2 separate regions of the Homo sapiens genome follow, and region 1 is linked to region 2. Evidence: chromatin contacts called from ENCODE Hi-C or POLR2A ChIA-PET data. All regions are on one chromosome and are shown on one strand. Each heading gives the region's core, a stretch centred on a gene start or an enhancer-like site at or near the end of the contact. The rest is flanking DNA. Distances are from core to core; before and after follow the strand shown. Region 1 holds the start of SHISA4 (shisa family member 4). Region 2 holds the start of PHLDA3 (pleckstrin homology like domain family A member 3).

Region 1 (5,680 bases), core at 3,011-5,510, 420 kb after region 2:
TGGCAGAGTGGCAGGCTGAGTAAGGTGCCATTTAAAGATAACCTGGCCCTCACCATCTGCCCCACTGGCTGGGCTGGGCTCCTGAGGCCAGGCCTTGGCTGCCTGGGACTGCTGCTGCTCCCACAGCCACCCAGAGTGTGCCTGAGTAGGGGGCTGCTCACAGCTGCCATCCAAGCCAGCCTGGCTACACCCTCTTCTTTCCTGAGGCCCAGGCTGTCCTGGGCTCTCTACAAACAAGCAGAAGCCTGGCGTTCTGGGAGAGGCAATCCTACAAAGGCATTGGTAGAAAGTCCTTCTGGAGAAGAGTGCTCCATATATATATATATAAATGTATAGGATACTTGTGCAACTTTGTTACATGGAAGAGTACACCTTCTTACCAGTAGCTTGGCAGCAGTGAGGCTCATCCTCACTGTCCTTCACCCACCCTCCACTTGCTAGTCCCTCCCACCAAGAGGACAAACAGGAGACAGTCTTTCATTTACAGCAAGAAAGATTAAAGCTGGATGCCAAGAAAAGCATTCTGATTTAAGAGAGATGTTTGTTTATTCCGGGGCAGTGAGAGCCAAAAGACCTGGTTCCCCAACTAAGCCATGAGACTTGGCCAAGTCCTGGTGCTGTCCTAGGCCTTACTCTTCCTAGCTGTGGACTGCAAGGAGAATTAATGTGTCCAAGACCCTCCAGGAAGGATCTGACATTAAATCAGAGTAAAGAACTCAGGGTCCTATGGAGTGGGGGAATGTATAATTACCTGTCTGCAGGAGTTGGGTTGCCAGAGGCTGGGCAAGGAGGAATAGAAAAAAGGAGGGCAGAGTAATGTAGAGTGCATTCCTGGAGAGCACTGACTGACCAGAGGCAGGAATTAGGAAAGGAATGGAGTTTCCCTTATCTTGGAATGGTTCAACAAACCACTGGCCAGACAAAAGTGGAGGCAGGAGCCTCCACGGCCAAACAGCATGGGTGGGGTAGGACCAGGGTGGGATGGAGCCTCCAGGGCTCATGGCCCAGGAAAGTAAGGAAGGCCTCAGGAATGCCTGTGTTAGTCTGCTCTGATAGAGGAGCATGGAAGAGGTTGGGAGGAGCCCTGGGCTGGTCATTCAGCCCAGGAGTGAGGTGACTCAGCAGAGCACTCCTACCACAGCCCCTAGCCAAGCCCAAACTGGGTCACAGGCAGGGTCCCAGCCCTTCCCCTCCTCCTGCCTTTCCCCACTTCAGATATCCCTGGCTACCTTCTCACCACATGCAGAGGCCTGCTAGAGATAAGGGCTGGGCATCAAAGTTTCCCTGAATACATGCTTTTTATGCCAGGCATAGCACTGAACATTTTAGACTTGTTTTTTTGTTTGTTTGAGACGGAGTTTCGCTCTTGTTGCCCAGGCTGGAATGCAATGGCGATTCCCGGGTTCAAGCCTCCCGGGTTCAAGTGATTCTCCTGCCTCAGCCTCCCGAGCAGCTAGGATTACAGTCATGTGCCACCACACCCAGCTAATTTTGTATTTTTAGTAGAGACGGGGTTTCTACATGTTGATCAGGCTGGTCTCCAACTCCCGACCTCAGGTGATCTGCCTGCCTTGGCCTCCCAAAGTGTTGGGATTACAAGCGTGAGCCACCGTGCCTGGCCCTTTAGACTTGTTTAAAGAGAAGCAGGTGGTGAAGCTGAAGGGCCTGGGCTTTGAAGCCACAAAAGTCCAACTGCAAATCCCAGCAGTGTGAGCTGGGGGAATTGAAGTTCTTCCAACTTCAGTTTCCTCATCTGTACAATGGGATGAGCTCATCAGCAATGTTCGCTGCTGGTGGTATCATTACCATCATATTCCAGACACCCTGAGGAGAACCTCCTACTGGCAAAGCCTATGTTTTGTCTCATCTGATCACAAATTACTCTGCCTCCTCTTTTCCAGGAAAGCGTTTCTTTCCCTTGCTGGGGATTAAGAGACCAGCTTGGTGAGCGGGGGGTATTCCTGCCTGCCCTTACCTAGAGAAGGTGTAGTGAAGCCCTTCCAGGCCTGAAGATTTAGACAACTTCTTCCAGGGCCCCCAGTCCTCCCACCCAAGCCCCTCCTCACTCCTGGCCAATCTACAGACTCTTTCAAGACCCAGGTTCATTATGGCGACATAAGCTAGCCCCAGCTCTCCATCTCCGAGCTCCAGCATCCCTTGTCAAGGTAAGAAGTGCCAGTTCTCCCAGTGCAGCCAGTTCTCCCCTCTGGTTGGCCCACAGCCCCCTCTCTTCACTCTCTGTCCTAGTCTAGTCACCTCCCATCCCATGAACTGAAACACATTCTTAGAATTTTGCAATTAGAAAATCACTGATGATGTTGGTGCGTGCTAGGTGTCATTGCAAGCTGGAAGTGTCAACTAGGGGTATACACTTTGAGGAGGGCGTGTCAACTAGGGGTATACACTTTGAGGAAGGCTAGTTGGAGAAAAAAGCAGGAAAGTAGCTAGAGAGGGATGAGTTTTAGGAAGGATGTGGTTTGGTTTGGTTTGCTTTGCTTTGCTTTGCTTTAAATAGGAGAGACTTGAGATTTCCTAGGGAAAAGAAGCTGGTAAGGTGTGAGAAGCTAAAGACACTAAAGAGATGGGATAATGAAGAGACAAATCAGCAGGGGTCAAGGGTACACATGGGAGATTCAGCTCTGGGCAGGAAAGACAGTCCCTTATCTGAAGATGATTCAACCAACAATGACAACACTGATGGCTAGGGCTGGATGGCCACATTGAACACAGCCACGTGGTCCCTGCAGTCATGGAGCTTTTAGTGTAGGAAAGAGGAGATGGATGGCAATGGGCACACTGAGTAGGTGGTGCTGGATTCAGAGGCGTTTCTCTTTGTCCCTGCTGCTGCATTTATGACTGTGTCCTGCGTGAGGACATACTCTTGCCCATCAGGCTACCAGCAACTTTCTGGGGCAGGAGCCTATCCTCTCCTATTCCAGCTCTCTTGGGTAGGTGTGCCAGCACCCACAGGGGCCCAGGATGGGGTAGCTCCTCTTTCGGCTGTCCTTCCCTAACCTACTAAGATTCTACTGGGCCTTCCATGGACCTGTCCTGATTCTCTCACCCCAGAACACAAGAAATACTCACTGTCTACACTGTCTGCTGTTGCGGCTGGGGATCAACCCTGATTTAGATTTGGGTCTTCCTGATGCCTCTACCATTTACTGGCTGTATTACCTTGAACAAGTTCTTTAACCTCCATGAGTCCTAGTTTCTCAGTCTGTGAAATGCGATTGATAACACTGATGAACCTTGCTTAGTTCATGGAGTTGTGGAAAGATTCCAGTGAGGTAGATGTGGAAGCCCAGAAGTGTGTGAAAGGGTGTACATGGCAGGGGATTAAGGTAGGCTTTTGATGATCTCCCTGGCTTAATTTGCAGTTCCTCGGAGGGTACCTCATGTAGCATGGGGCATAGTCACTGGCACTCAGTATAAACCTGTGAAGACTGACCTCTCCCATCCTAAAACACTGTCTCCACCTGGAATTAACTGTTGCCCACCTGAAATTAACTGTTGCCCTCCCTATGCTCCGGTGGCTATTGCAGTACAGGCTTGCTCTGTGAAGGGCTTTCACTGTGAAGAGTGTTTAACTGGATGGGCCCCAGGTGGCCCCAGCAGCCTGCCTTCCCTGCTAGTGAGGCCATGGGCTGGTGCATGCCAGCTCTGTCCACTTGAAGGGGGAAGGGTCCATCGTAGGGAGCCAGTGCAGCTGGCAGGGTTCAGGCCTGTGGGCACCGCTGGGGACAAAGCCACTCTGAATGCCTCTCAATGAGTGCTTGTGTTCTGGGAATGGGGGCGGGGTGACATCCAGCCTCTTTCCCTCTCCGCCCCCGACAGGATGTCCCAGGCTGGACGCGGCAGAGGAGGTCCCCCACAAGTGAAGGTCCAGCCCTGCTCCTCCAGGGTTGGCCCATGTGTCTGGGCATTCGGAGGTGGCACCAGGATCAGGGCTTCTGGAGTCCAGCATAGTGATTGGGCCCAGGCCGGGGGCGGGTCCAGGACACAGCCAGGCTTCCCTGGCCGCAGTGCCCAACTGCCCGCAGTGCCCATGGTGGCTCGGATGGGAGGAACCACCGCGGAGCCGGGGACAGGGGGAGCAGGGCAGTGCTCTGCTGGGTGAGGGGCACCCAGCTCCAGAGGCTAGGTGGGCGTCGCTGGTGGGTGGACTCCTGGGCGCTGCGCGGAGCCGCGCCGGCTGGGTTAGCGCGGGCGGGGCGCTTAGTCCCACCCCCAGAGGAGGCGGAAGAGGAGCCCGAGCCTGGCCGCGGGCTGGGCCCCGCCGCAGCTCCAGCTGGCCGGCTTGGTCCTGCGGTCCCTTCTCTGGGAGGCCCGACCCCGGCCGCGCCCAGCCCCCACCATGCCACCCGCGGGGCTCCGCCGGGCCGCGCCGCTCACCGCAATCGCTCTGTTGGTGCTGGGGGCTCCCCTGGGTAAGGGGATGGGGAGAGATGCGGCAGGAGTGGGATGGGGGCGGAGGAAGGGGAGGGACCGATCCGAGGGGCTTGGGCTCGGGGCTTCTCCGAGACCCTCCGGCTGCCACGGGAGCCTTGGGTGTTGCTGGGTCCTCAAGAAGCGGGAAGAGGGAGCTCCAGGATGCTGGGCCATGGGAGGCTGATCCCGGGGTGCAGGGTCAGCTTCAGGCAGAGGCCTCGGGGGCTCTGGGGCTGAGACCCTCAGGGTGGAGACAAGGGGCAACCCTCAGTGTTCGGGAGCCGTCAGGCTGGGGACCGCCGGGGGAGTGGGGCCGAGCGCGGCTGGGGATGAACTGGCCTGGTGGCCACTGGGCACCCCCAATCCCTGCCCGCAGTGCTGGCCGGCGAGGACTGCCTGTGGTACCTGGACCGGAATGGCTCCTGGCATCCGGGGTTTAACTGCGAGTTCTTCACCTTCTGCTGCGGGACCTGCTACCATCGGTACTGCTGCAGGGACCTGACCTTGCTTATCACCGAGAGGCAGCAGAAGCACTGCCTGGCCTTCAGGTGGGTTCCTGCCTCCTCACCCTCACCACCTCCTCTATCCTTTTCTCCAGAGGCCTCCTCTTCCTCCCTCCCGGACTCCTGCCTCCTCCGTTGTCGACCTCCACATTCTTAGCTGAATAGAGTCACCAGGACTCAAGCCTGGCGGCAGAGCTAGGTGCTTAGGTGCTGGTGCCTGGGAGTTCCAGAAAAGGCATGTTAGTTACCTTCATAGGCTTTGACTGGGCCCGGGGTTTCCAGGTTCTTTCTGGAGCCCTCCCTTTGGTCCTGCCAGGTCATGGGGAGGGAGGGTTCAAGGTTAACACCCGGACGACAGTGTAGCTTTGTGGAAGAAGCTCTGGCACAAAGGCAGGAGACTTGGGTTTGATTCCCAGGTCCACTTCTTACTAGCTGTGTGATCTTGGAGAAGACACTTGCCTTCTATGGGTCATTGCTTGCCAAATTAGTGGTTGTCAAACTTTTTTTTAATATATCATATATAAAATAGATATAGAGACTTCTGATTGAAGCGGGGTTTGGAAAAAATGGCTCTAGATTATTTCTAAGGCTCCTTTCAGTGTTATGCTGTATGTCTAATCATTTAAGTTGTAGATATAAAAGCAATGGTTGGGGGCGCACTGCAAATCCCCGTATGCTTCACACTAGCCAGCCAGGCAGCATAGCCTTCTGGGAAGTGGAGGTCCTCTAAGATCTCCTTCACAGGG
Region 2 (5,151 bases), core at 1,506-4,005:
GGAGGGCATTAACAGGACCATCAAAGTGGGGTATGGCACTAGATGGGGCCCCAGGCTCACTAGGACTCTCTACTGTTGAAGACATCTGCAGGCGGGTAAGGTCGCCTAGGAGGTGGTAGTGGGGAGAGAAGGATCTAGGTTTCCACTGGAAAAATTAAGGCTAGAAGGAAGGCTAAATCCTTTCTCAGCCCTACTCCTACTTCTCACAAGAAGGGAGTGGCATCTGGGGAAGAGGGCACAGGGCTGAGAGCCAGGGCTTCCAGATTCTATTCCTGGCCCCTCCCCTGGGCCTTCCTGACCACAAATCCGCCCCCCACTCCCTGCCCTACTGCTCATAGAGGATTAAGACATCACAAATAACAACTCATGACCCCATCCTGCTGCACCCACCCACCCTGCCCCAGTGCCCCATGCCCTCCTCCAGCTTCTCCTTCCCTGGCCCAGCCAGGCCTGACTGGCACTCAGGGGCAGGTAGACAGCTAGGCCCCCACCCCTTGGCATCAGTGGCCCAGCCTCTGGCGCAGTTGCCTATCCTTCAGCTCCCTTGCTCTCCTAACAGTGAGCCCTAGGGCTCAAAACCCACTGTCAAGAATGGGGACCAGGTGTGGTGGCTTACACCTGTAATCTTAGCACTTTGGGAGGCCAAGGTGGGCAGATTGCTTGAGCTCAGGAGTTCGAAACCAGCATGGGCAACGTGGGGAAACCCCAAATCTACAAAAAAAAAAATTAGCCAGGCATGGTGGCGTGTGCCTGTAGTCCCAGCTACCTGGAGGCTGAGGTGGGAGGATCGCTTGAGCCCAAGAGGTTGAAGCTGTTGAGGCTGCAGTGAGCCATGACTATGCTACTGCACCAGTCTGGGCGACAGGTAGAGATCCTGTCTCAAAAATATATATATAGGCTGGGTGCAGTGGCTCACACCTGTAATCCCAGCACTTGGGGAGGCCGAGGCAGGCAGATCACCTGAGGTCAGGAGTTCAAGACCAGCCTGGCCAACATGGCGAAACCCCATCTCTACTAAAAATACAAAAATTAGCAGGGTGTGGTGGCAGGCACCTGTAATCCCAGCTGTTCTGGAAGCTGAAGCAGGAGATTTGCTTGAGCCCAGGAGGTAGAGGTTGCAATGAGCCAAGATCACACGACTGTACTCCAGCCTGGGTGACACAGCGAGACTCTGTCTCAAACAACAACAACAACAACAACAAACCATACACACACACACACACACACACACACACACACACACACACACATATGTAGAGGAGGAGCTGGATCCCTCAGGCCCAGTCCAGCCAAGGCGGCCCACTGAGGCCCCACCTTCCACTGAGGCCCCACCTTGGGAGCCGGACTCCTTGGCTCTATTTGCAACCCTTGATGGTGCCTTCGCCATCTGGGAGATACTGTCTTTCTACATCAATTCAATGCTCAAACTTTATGACAAGCATTCAACCTAGAGGGAAAGAGGGTCGGCCTCCACGATCCGCGTCCCCACCCTCGGTTGTCCTCAGCTGCCAGAAAGCCGAAGTCCAGGAGCCCTGCTCTGCGTGGAAAGCAGAGGCCCACAGCCTGGGGCAATGTGCAGGCCAACCTCCCTCTACTTCCTTCCACCTGAGTCAGGGCTGAACCAACTTGAAAGAAGGCTCATCTCACCCAGGTATCCCCCTCCCAGGGCTTCCATCTTCCTCTCACACACCTGGATCACATTCTGGACCGGCCAACCTGGTGCCTCAGGGGAAAGTCCGGATCTGCTGGGTTGGCCACTGGCCCAAGCCTCCCATGCCCTCAGTTGGCCCCAGGAACCTCCCCCCTAAGATGTCCGGCTCTGAAGTAGAATGCTAGTCCTCATTCTCTCTGTAGGGGAAAGAGAAGGGAGGGAAGGAGAGAAGAGGGCCCAGTCCCCCGGGGGCTTACCTGCCTTGACCTCAGCACTGAGGTGGTGGGTAGCATGAAGGAAAGATGGTGCGCCCGGTGGTTTAGGACACGAGGGTCCCGGTCCCGAGGCTCTGCCGGGCCCGCACTGTCTGGATGGCCTGCTGGTTCTTGAACTTGACCAGGCCTAGGGTGATCTGGGCGTTCCAGCCGGGATCTTCCAGGGGGCAGCGGAAGTCGATCTCGCCGCCCCCTTCGGTCACCAGCGTGAAGTAGATGTGGCGCCCGGTGCTCTCCACGCACTCCACGGCCTTGATGCGGGCGAAGCTGAGCTCCTTGGGCCGGCCGCCCGTGCCCTTGGCCTCGAAGAGCTGCAGCCCGCGTTCGGTGAGGACGCAGCGCTTCCGCTTCCACAGCTGCAGCAGCCCGCCGCTGCGCTTCTCCAGCACGCCCTCCTTGAGCACGGTAGCCGTCGCCGCCGCCGTCATGGGCGCCCCGAGGTTCGCGGAAAGCTCCAGGCTGCGGCGGGCGCGGCGCCCCTCTCGGCCCCGCAGCGCAGGATTCTGGCGCCCCGGGCTGGCAGGCCGTGCGCGCTGCCCACCTGCGCCCTGACTGCTCCGCGCACCCACACCGCGGCCCTCAGCACCCGGCTGCCGGTGAGGTGGTGTCGGTGCCCCCAGCGCGCTCCGCGCCCACCGCCCCGCTTCAGCCGGCACCCGCTCCTCCGCTCTACCCCAGCTGGCCCAGCCCGACCCGCCTCTGCCAGATGCCTCCGCGCCTCCCTAGGCCGTGAGCCCCACCGCCCGCCCGTTCTCTTGCTCCCCTGGGCTCTGTCTGCGCGCTGGGCGGCAGCTCGCGGGATGTGCCCTTACATGTTCCGCCGCTCGCCTCCTGCGCCGCCCGCCCGCAGCGCATTCCTACCCTGGCCGGCCCTCCCCTCCGCGCCGCGCACCAGCTCCGGCAGGGCCCCGGGGGCGGGGCCGCAGCGGGGGCTCAGTCACTCACTGGAGGCGCAGGGCGCGGGGCGGGGAGGGCCGGGACTGAGAGGGGGCTGCTTACTCAACAGCCCAAGCCTTCTGGCTGCCGTCTGCCGCTTCTCGGAACCGCAGCTCCCCCAGGCCTTGAATGAAGGGGGAGATGGCGGGGAAGGGAGGGGGAAGGCGCATCTCCTCGATTGGAGAGCGCGCTGCTAGCAAGGGGGTGGGCTTGCTTGGCGAACGCGCAGTGGCACCAGTTGCATGTTAGGCGTCAGACAGCTGCTGGTTACTTGGCACGCCATGGGGCCCCCAGCCTCTGCATCAAGCCCATGTTGGGTTCCTCCTCCATCGCCCGATTTCTCTGTGCAGCACCCAAGAGAGGCTGTCCATCGCTGCCTCTGCTTGGACAGTTCACCTGCTCCTACTCCTACCCCCATGCATTGCGCGGGGAGGCCTGTAGAGAGTAGCCAGTGCCAACAAAGGAGAGCTGAGGCTTGAGGTCATTCATGCCCTCCTCGTAGTGGGGGAGGAGGGACCCCCTCCGTGACCTGGGGATGCCACTGTCTGCAGTCCTCTCCACCGCACACTTGCAGGCGCCGACGCTGGACCGATGGCACAGCCAGTCCCAGGTGTAAGCGCAGCTCCAACCTTGCTCCTTCCGCTCCGCAGATTCTGTCCTCCCTCGGCCTTCCCCAAGAATGGACTTCTCCCGCATACAGAGCTGGAGGGGAACGCAGAGGGAGAGGTCTCTTTCTGTTCTGGCTAGAATATTGTGTAAACACAAGAGCTTTGCAGAGTTGAGTTCAAACCTCTTCTCCCTTGTTGGCTGTGTCCTGCCCACCTGGGGCAACTTTACTGACCTCCGTCAATTTCCTCATCTGTCGAATAGGAGGATTAATTTATTCTCATCTCATGGGGTTGTCCTGATGAATAAGTTGGATAACATTTGTGAAAGACCCAAGACAGGACCTGACAACTCTTGAGTCTCAAGAAATGTTCTTCCTCCCCTCTCCCCACTCTTATTCCCTTTAGAGAATGATGGGGGCCCTGAGATTAAGCCAGGCACTGGAAGAGGGCTCTCTTAGGTCCTCATTCTGTCCCCATCTTGATCAGTTCCTCCAGGCCCACAGTTTCTTAAAGGTCTATTCATCAACATGTTAATAATAGATTCTTACGGGAGTAATGATATATAATAATGACAGTAATAAGACCTCTTTGTACTTACACCCTGTGTTGCCATCCTCCTGCCCAAAGAGCAGAGCCTAACAGATACAGGGAAGGTCCTGTTGTGGGGATAGGAGTGCGCTCCTCTGCAGTCCCAAAGTTAGGAGATGAGAGAAGGGAACTGTCAGTGTCTCATCCATAACTCTTTATACACACACACACACACACACACACACACGTGTGACGACAACTAACTCCTAACTCCCAGAATGCCCCTCCAGGAGAGGGAATAGACAGTGGCATTAAAGAAAAGACAAAGACAGGTGTCTCCTGAGGCCCAGAGAGCAGCAGAAGAGGGAGCTCGAGGTGGCCACGGCCCTACCTGAGGGACCCACAAGGTCTCAGCCTGCCTGCCAGCCCTGCCCTCCCATGGCTCCTCCCCACCACTCCACAGGGGTCTCCTGGGTGCACCAACCTGGCACAGTCCTGCCATGATCCAAAGTTCTCTCTCTGAGGAAACAGGGCCCTAGATCAGGCTCTACCCCTAACTCATTTTTTTGTTTTGTTTTGTTTTTGTTTTTGAGACGGAGTTTTGCCCTCGTTGCCCAGGCTGGAGTGCAACGGTGCGATCTCGGCTCACTGCAACCTCTGCTTCCCAGGTTCAAGCGATTCTCCTGCCTCAGCCTCCCAAGTAGCTGGGATTACAGGCATCTGCCACCACACCTGGCTAATTTTTTGTATTTTTAGTAGAGTCGGGGTTTCTCCATGTTGGTCAGGCTGGTCTCAAACTCCCCGCCTCAGGTGATCCGCCTGCCTTGGCCTCCCAAAGTGCTGGGATTACATGCGTGGGCCACTGCTGTTTTATCTCTACCAGTTCCTCTTCTCCCCACACTGGGTCTGGGACTCATTCATGCTCTTTCCAGTTCCAGGTGGATTCACAGTTGTATGGGCTTCGTACAGAGCCCTCTCACATGTTGTAGATGCTCATGATAGACAGATATTATTATCACTGTGGGCGTTTTACCGATGAGAAAAATGAGACCCAGAGAGGTCAGATAATGTAAATGGCGTCACATGGCTTTGAAAATGGCAAAGTCCAGATGAGAATGCATGGTGGCTAACAGGGCCCAGGATCGTTTGATGA

The links. A loop is a pair of places that touch in the nucleus more often than their neighbours do. ChIA-PET counts read pairs that join two places held with the same protein, here RNA polymerase II (POLR2A).
Region 1: a loop to region 2 is called in a map of gastrocnemius medialis, with 2.7 times the contacts of the local background. The contact joins the promoter of SHISA4 here to the promoter of PHLDA3 in region 2. A Hi-C loop is called at or near these places in 1 of 168 maps with a recorded cell type or tissue (gastrocnemius medialis). POLR2A ChIA-PET finds 5 or more read pairs at or near these places in 2 of 52 experiments (HEK293 and PC-3).

What each region holds. Positions count from the first base shown.
Region 1 is chr1:201,884,638-201,890,317 of GRCh38, forward strand. SHISA4 (shisa family member 4) reads left to right here and starts at 4,261. Exons shown (of 5, transcript NM_198149.3): 1 at 4,261-4,430; 2 at 4,808-4,979. The coding sequence starts at 4,358. RefSeq lists enhancers at 3,754-4,263, 4,104-4,398.
Region 2 is chr1:201,466,433-201,471,583 of GRCh38, forward strand. It overlaps PHLDA3 (pleckstrin homology like domain family A member 3), which reads right to left and starts at 2,756. Exons shown (of 2, transcript NM_012396.5): 1 at 1,909-2,756. The coding sequence starts at 2,354. The coding sequence ends at 1,971. RefSeq lists enhancers at 1,936-1,995, 2,066-2,205, 2,427-3,141, 2,656-2,775 and silencers at 2,276-2,585, 2,796-3,025.